Linked DNA regions of Homo sapiens: region 2 is linked to region 1. Evidence: read pairs that join two places in POLR2A ChIA-PET (ENCODE). Cell type or tissue: Caco-2. All regions are shown on one strand. Region 1 overlaps GCGR (glucagon receptor). Region 2 has its middle 38 kb from the start of LINC01978.

Region 1 (4,000 bases):
CCTCGGGAACCCTCCCATTGGGCACCTCGGGAACCCCCCTATTGGGCACCTCGGGAACCCCCACATTGGGCACCTCGGGAACCCCCCCTATTGGGCACCTTGGGAACCCCTCCCCTAATTCTCAGCTGACTCCAAGGCCTGAGAAGGAGCTTGGTCACCTGGACTGTGAAGGTGGAGGGTGGGGTCCCTGGTGGGTCGTCCCACCTACCAGCTGTGTCGCCGGAAGGGTAATACGGAGCACTGTGGCCCCGGGGAGCCCCGAGTGGCAGCTCCACAGCTGGGAGTTTCTGTCCACTCCTTCAGTCAACAAACATTGATCCTGGGCTGACCGGGGCCCGGGGGTGTCAGTGTCTCCTCTCGGGGGAGAGGGCTGGGTGAGATCAACAGAGGAGCCTCCCTTCTTCCCTTCAGGCTGGTGTCACCTTCAGTGATGGGGCAGGGTCCCCACTTGGGAAGTTAAATCGTCGTCCCCGTCCCAGGACCACAGCAGCCTCAGCCCTGCTCTCCAGGCCAGGCTCTCTCATGGGTGCTCAGCTGGAAATTGGTCCCCCCCCGGCTCCACCCACCCCTGTTGGGGTGAGGAGCTGGAGTCTCCCTACCCATATGGGACCCACCACCCGCAGGGAACGGAGGACGCTCACACTTCTGCACCTCCTGCCTCACTATCAGAGACCCAGTGGAGAATTGCCTCCCACCTCACCTCTTGTATTCAGAGGCCCTGACCCCTAGGGATCCGGGACTAGGGGTGCCCTATGGGGAGCCCACCTGTGGCCTGTGGATGCTGAGCTGTCGGGGGAATCCTCCAGGATCCCCAGCCCCACCTTCCCAACCTTCTGTTGAGGCTGAGGGGACACAGAGCCCCACTCCTGGGTCCTGACTGTTTCAAAGAAAGGCCTGGGGGACTGGGCAGCCAACCCCTCCCTCGGCTCGCTGGGGTCTCCAGACTGGCTGCCCGGCTGGAAGGTGGGGCCCTGGCACGCGAGGACCTCATGTGTGGAGGCACTGGCTTGGGGGGTGCTCCCAGTGGCTCTAGAGTCAACATGACAGGCATCGAATGGCTCCTGTTTCTCTGGCAGAGTTGGGGCAGAGCCAGGCTTGGCCACGCTGGGCTCTAAGGGGCTGTCATTTTGCCCAGGGAGCTCCTGGCTGGGTGGTCCTCCCCCCAGGGTGAGCACGCGTCCCCCCCCACCCCCACTTCGAGGCGCCCAGGCAGGGAACAGCTCATTGGCCAGTGTCCTTCCTCCTTGTCCCCCGCCTGCATCTCCACCATCCACCCTGCTCCAGCTGCCCCTTGTCCCTCTCCCCGTCCCCTGCCCAGAGCCCCAGGTCTCCCCTGCACCCCTGAGCCTGCCCACCTAGCAGTGCCCCTCGTCCAGGGCCCCTCTGGGTTGGGGGTGCACACAGTGGGGAGAGGCGGCTCCTGCTGCTCCTCACCCAGCCCGGCTCAGTGGCCGGAGCCGCCCAGGACAGTGGCAGTAGATGGGGCTGTTTGATCAGGATCAGGGAAGATAAGGCCCCTTGCGTGACCCCAGAGCTGGGGACGCCAAAACTGCCCCTCCTCCCCCACCCGCCTGCCGCTGTCTCCGCCAGGGAGAGGCCCCTACTCTGTGGGTCCTTCGCCCCAGCACCAAGCCTGCATGGCTGCTCACCTGGCTCAGGAACTGGGGATCAGCGACACACGGGTCCTGCCTCCCATCGGCCCCTACATGAGCCCAGGGTCCAAGGGCTGCGGTTGGGAGCTCTTTAGCAGTCTGTGACGCAGGTGCCTGTCCCTGTCATTCAGCTGTCACACTGCTTGGGGCATCTCAGGCCCCGTTAGCGGGGCAGCCCTGGGTGGAGCTGGCCCCACGCGGGCTCACCCAGCCGCTACCTGGAGGAGGCTAAAATCCAGGCTGTCCCGTGGCAGCCAGCAGTCCAGGCCTGCCCGGAAACCCTCTGCTCCAGCTGCAGCCTTCGCCCATCTCCTTGCCCCTCTCCCCGGCTTCCCCCTGGCACTGCCTTCCAGCTGGCTGGCCCTCCATCTGCCCAGCCATCCATCCACACCTCTTATTCCATTTGAGGGTGCCCCAAAGAAGAGCCCGTAACAGCCCGGGGGCTCATAGCCAGCCACTCGCGGGACCCCGCACATGCACGTGGACCCACAGGAAGACCCTCCCTGCTTCTCCCACAGAATTCAGTTGGTGCAGAAACTGGGCTCTGTAGCAACGAAAGGCCGATTTGTGTAGCTGTTGCCACCCCGAACTCCCAGCTCAGATGCTGGCTGTGGCATGGGGACCAGGGGCTGTGACTCCCACAGCCCTGGCAGGCACCACGGGGGATGTCCTCCCCACCCTGTGCCCCCACCCTAGGCCAGCTCCTCCTCCAAGTCGACGCCCGCAGTGCTAACCTCAAAGGACTGTGCAGCCAGCCTGTGGCGTCCCATGGGATCCAGGAAGCCCAACCGAGCCTTGCACGGCACCCACGAGGCACCTAGGCACCCCGGTGCTGGGCAGGGGGCACACATGTGACACAGACCCCTGAGTGTGGGCCCCACACACTTGGCCTGGCACAGCTGCAAGCCAGCCCAGCCACTTTGCTCGCTGTGGCACTGGGGCCAAGTGATGGAAGGTCCAGGCACCGCCACCCTCACGCTTGGCACATTGGCTCAGGTCAGCCTGGCAAGCCAGCTTTCCCAGGGGCTAAGAATAGGTGAGGAGGATGGTGAGGAAGCAGCCGGGGGCTGTCAACTGAGGGAGGAGGTCACCATCTGGGGAGGCTGGTCCCCCACCCAAGAGCATTGGGTCAACCTGCAGGAAGGTGGCTGCCACCAGCAATGAGACGAGGGGCTCTGCGACCCTCAGAGCTGCCAGCCAGCCAGCCCTGGGTGGCAAGAGTGACTCCTCCTGGGGTCTCCTCCCTCCTATCGCCCTCTTTTTTTTTTTTTTTTTTTTTGAGACGGAGTCTCGCTCTGTCACCCAGGCTGGACTGCAATGGCTTGATCTCCGCTCACTGCAAGCTCTGCCTCCCGGGTTCACGCCATTCTCCTGCCTCAAGCTCCCGAGTAGCTGGGACTACAGACGCCCGCCACCACGCCTGGCTAATTTTTTGTATTTTTAGTAGAGACGGGGTTTCACTGTGTTAGCCAGGATGGTCTCGATCTCCAGACCTCGTGATCCACCCCCCTCGGCCTCCCAAAGTTCTGGGATTACAGGCGTGAGCCGCCGCGCCCGGCCCCCAGCTCCCTCTTTATCCCTAGGACCCTGAGGCTCAGAGGGGCAGCTTCAGGGGAGGACACCCCACTGGCCAGGACGCCCCAGGCTCTGCTGCTCTGCCACTCAGCTGCCCTCGGAGGAGCGTACACACCCACCAGGACTGCATTGCCCCAGCTGTGCAGCCCCTGCCAGATGTGGGAGGCAGCTAGCTGCCCAGAGGCATGCCCCCCTGCCAGCCACAGCGACCCCTGCTGCTGTTGCTGCTGCTGCTGGCCTGCCAGGTGAGGACTCACAGCACCCTCAGCACCCAGGGGCCCTCCTGTGAGGACTGCACACTGATGGCTCTCTGTCTGCCTGCCTGCCTGCCTGCCTGTCTGCCTGCCTGTCTGTCTGTCTGCCCGTCTGCCTGCCCATCTGCCTGTCTGTCTGCCTGTCCGTCTGTCTGTCCATCTGTCCATCTGCCTATCCATCTGCCTGCCTGTCTGCCTGTCCGTCTGCCTGTCTGTCTGCCTGTCCATCTGTCCATCTGCCTATCCATCTGCCTGCCTGTCTGTCGGCCTGCCTGCCTGCCTGTCTGTCTGCTGCCTGTCTGTCCGTCTGCCTGTCTGCCTGTCCGTCTGCCTGCCTGTCCGTCTGCCTGTCCGTCTGCCTGCCTGCCTGTCTGTCTGCCTGCCTGTCTGCCTGCCTGTCCGTCTGCCTGTCCGTCTGCCTGCCTGTCTGCCTGCCTGTCTGCCTGTCTGCCCGTCTGCCTGTCTGTCTGCCTGTCCGTCTGCCTGTCTGTCCGTCTGTCCATCTGCCTATCCATCTGC
Region 2 (4,000 bases), 1.9 Mb before region 1:
ATTTAATAAAAGCTCTAAGATTCACTGAGGCAAAAAACCTGGGGGAAATAGACATGGACATGCTTGGTGGAAATGTGAATGCAATTACTTCCTGGGAAAGTACTCTGGCAATATCTACTAAAATGAAAATAATACACATAAGCTTTGACCCAGTGATTCCACTCTGGGGAACCTCTTCTTTAGAAACAAAAACAACGGGGTATGAAAATAGATGTAAAAGAATTGCTTTTCCAGCTGGGTGCGGTGGCTCATGCCTGTAATTCCAGCATTTTGGGAGGCTGAGGCAGGTGGATCACCTGAGGTCAGGAGTTCGAGACCAGCTAGGCCAACATGGTGAAACCCTGTTTCTACTAAAAATACAAAATTAGCTGGGCATGGTGTCACACACCTGTAATCCCAGCTACTCAGGAGGCTGAGGCAGGAGAATCACTTGAGCCCAGGAGGCGGAGGTTACAGTGAGCTGATATGGCCCCACTGCACTCCAGCCTGGTCAACAGAGTGAGACTCCACCTCAAAAAAAAAAAAAAAAAAAAGAATGCTTTTTCGGCACTGTCTATGGTGGTGAAACCAAAGCAAAACAAAAAAAATAAAGAAATTGGAAGTAATTTGTGAATGCACATCTTTATAAGTATATAATTGTAGCATATTTAGGGCAGCCACAGTGGTTGACACCTGTAATCCCAGCACTTTGGGAGGCCAAGGCAGAATGATTACTTGAGCCCAGGAGTTCAAGACAAGCTTGGGCAACATAATGCGATCCCATCTCTATAAATAATTTTAAAAATTAGCCAGCCATTGGCCAGGCATGGTGGCTCATGTCTGTAATCCCAGCAGTTTGGGAGGGCAAGGCAGGTGGATCACCTGAGGCCAGGAGTTCGAGACTAGCCTGGCCAACATGGTGAAACCCCTTCTCCACTAAAAATACAAAAATCAGCTGGTTGTGGTTTAGGATACAGGCCCGTGCCTGTAATCCTAGCTACTCGGGAGACTGAGGCAGGAGAATCGCTTGAACTAGGGAAGTGGAGGTTGAGCCAAGATTGTGCCACTGCACTCCAGCCTGGGTGATAGAGCAAGACTTTTTCTAAAAAAAGAAACCAAAAACATTAGCCAGGCATGGTGGCATATGCCTGTGATCCCAGCTACTAGGGAGGCTAAGGCAGGAGGATTGCCTGAGCCTGGTAGGTTGAGGATGCAGTGAGCTGTGATAGCACTGCTGCGCTCTAGCCTGGGCGACAGAGCAAAATGCTCTCAACTGCCCGCAGCCCCCGTTCCCCGACACACACAAATTGTAGCAAATTTACACATGGCAGCCTTGAAATGGAATGAGTTAAATCTAGGCCAATTACCATGAAAGGGGATGTCCATCAAATATTTGATAAAGAGGGGGGAATACCAAATAGACACTGTATGTTATGATCTCCATTTTTTAATATGAAGCAAGAAATAATCCTGCTACCCTCCACCAGTGGGGTATGAATAGGAGGAATCCATGGACCAGTCCCAAACTGGCTGCTGACCCTGAATGCCTTGGAGAAGTGAGATTGGAGGGAAGGTGGGAAAATGGTGAACTTTTCTTTGTTTATCTTTGCATGGTTTCACTTGCCAAAGCCGGGAGGTGTTACTTTTTTTTTTTTTTTTTTTTTTTTTTGAGATGGAGTCTCTCTCTCTCTGTCACCCAGGCTGGAGTGCAGTGGTGCGATCTTGGCTCACTGCAACCTACGCCTCCCAGGTTCAAGCGATTCTTCTGCCTCAGCTTACTGAGTAGCTGGGACTACAGGCATATGCCACCATGTCCAGCTAATTTTTGTATTTTTAGTAGAGACGGGGTTTCACCATGTTGGCCAGGATGGTCTCAATCTCTCGACCTTGTGATCCGCCTGCCTCAGCCTCCCAAAGTGCTGGGATTACAGGTGTGAGCCACCACGCCCGGCCAGTGAGCCACCACACCCAGCTGAGGTGTTACTTTTTAAAAATAGCTCTACTGATGTATAATTTTTTTTTTTTGAGATGGAGTCTCGAGCTCTGTTGCCCAGGCTGGAGTGCAGTGGCATGATCTAGACTCCCTGCAACCTCCGCCTCCCAGGTTCAAGCGATTCTTGTGCCTCAGCCTCACTAGTAGCTGAGATTACAGGCTAGTAGAGATGGGGTTTCACCATGTTGGCCAGGCTGGTCTCGAACTCCTGAACTCAGGTGATCTGCCTCGACCTCCCAAAGTGCTGGGATTACAGGTGTGAGCCACCACACCAGGCCATGATGTATAATTGAGATAACAAAAACTCACAAATTTAAAAGGTATACTTTGATAAGTTTTGACATGCATACACCCATAAAACTATTACCCCAATCAGATAGTAAACCCGTCCATCGCTCCCCACATTTCTTCTCCCTCCATCCCTCCCTGCTTCCCTGCTCCCCAGTCCTGACCTCTGGCAACCACACTCTGCTTCCCGTCAGCATAGATTCTTTACATTTTGCAGAGTTTTGTATAAATGGAATCAACAGTATGGACTCTTTTTCATCTGGCCTCTTTCACTTGGATAATTATACTGAGATTCATTCATGCTGTTGGCTTTATGAATAGATCATTTATTTTTATTGTACAGTAGTGTTCAATTGTATGCAAATAACACAGTTTGTTAATCCATTTACCTGTTGATAAGTTGTTTCCAGTCTTCAGCTATTACAAATAAAGCTGCTATGAATATTTGTGTACCAGTCTTTGTATGGACTTTCATTTCTTACATTCAGGCATTCATACATTTCATATCCTACATTTCATACGTTCATGAAATGTATACTTTCACTCAAATACCTAGGGATGAAATGGCTGGACCACACAATAGGTGTATCTTTGACTTTTTAAGAAACCAGCAACCTTTTCCAAATTCATTGTACCATTTTGCATTCCCAGCAGCAGTACATGAGAATTCTATTTCGGCCACGCCCTCGCCAAACATTTGATTTCATCAATCTTTTTACTTTAGACATCTTAATTGGTGGGTAGTGGTATCATGTTGTGGTTTTAATCTGCATCTCTCTAACAACTAATGATTTTCAACATCTTTTTATCTTCTTATTCGCCATATGTATATGTATATATACATATATATATATATGACTTCTTTGATGAAGTATCTATTCAAATGTTATGCCTACTTTTTTCTTTTTTTAAGCAGGTGGGGGGTTGTTTTCTTATGATTGAGTTATGAGAGTTCTTTTTATATTCTTTATATATGTCCTTCATCGGATGAATTATTTACAAATATTTTCTCCTAGTTTGTGTCTTTCCATTCTCTTCTTTCGAAGAGCAGAAGTTTTAACTTTTTCTTTTTAAAACTAAAATAGCTTTATTGGGATATACGTCATATACTACACAATTCACCCATTTACATGTACAACTCAAAGATTTTCAATATCCAGGTGACCCTTGAACAATATTCATTTTAACAACATGGGCCACTTATACACAGATTTCCTTCCACCTCTGCTCCCCGTGAGACAGAAAGATCAACCCCTCCTCCTCCTCCTCCTCAATGGGAAGACCATGAGGATGAAGGCCTTTAGGATGATCCACTTCCACTTAATGAACAGTAAATATGCTTTCTTTTCCTTATGATTTTCTTAATAACATTTTCTTTCCTCTAGCTTATAGTAAGAATCCAGTATATAATACATATAACATGCAAAATATGTGTGAATCAACTGTTTATCTGTAAGGCTTTTGAACAACAGTAAGCTCTTAGTAGTTAAGTTTTGGGGGAGTCAAAAGTTATACGTGGATTTTTGACTGCAGGGAGTCAGTGCCTCTAACCCCCGTGTTGTTCAAGGGTCAACTTGTATTAACAGATATGTGCAAACATCACCACTGTCAACATTAGAACATCTTCATCACCCCCACAAATCATCTTATATGCATTAGCAGTCCTGCCCCATTTTCTCCTACCCCCACCCCCACCCCCAGCCCTAGGCAACCTCTAATGAATATTTTTAATTTTGATAA

What was found. Peaks named below come from ENCODE experiments on the same cell type or tissue, not always from the same donor. Only the 100,000 strongest peaks of a DNase experiment are listed, where the experiment ranks them.
Region 2: POLR2A ChIA-PET joins it to region 1 with 7 read pairs; 2 of 35 experiments call an interaction of 5 or more read pairs at or near these places.

Annotation. Positions count from the first base shown.
Region 1 is chr17:81,805,607-81,809,606 of GRCh38, forward strand. GCGR (glucagon receptor) reads left to right here. Exons shown (of 14, transcript NM_000160.5): 2 at 3,236-3,472. The coding sequence starts at 3,413. Among named protein-coding and RNA genes, the nearest start is that of GCGR, 3.5 kb to the left of the region's middle. In Caco-2, no CTCF peak of the experiment used is centred here; a DNase peak (open chromatin) is centred at 1,553.
Region 2 is chr17:79,879,165-79,883,164 of GRCh38, forward strand. No RefSeq gene overlaps it. Among named protein-coding and RNA genes, the nearest start is that of LINC01978, 38 kb to the right of the region's middle. In Caco-2, no CTCF peak of the experiment used is centred here; no DNase peak of the experiment used is centred here.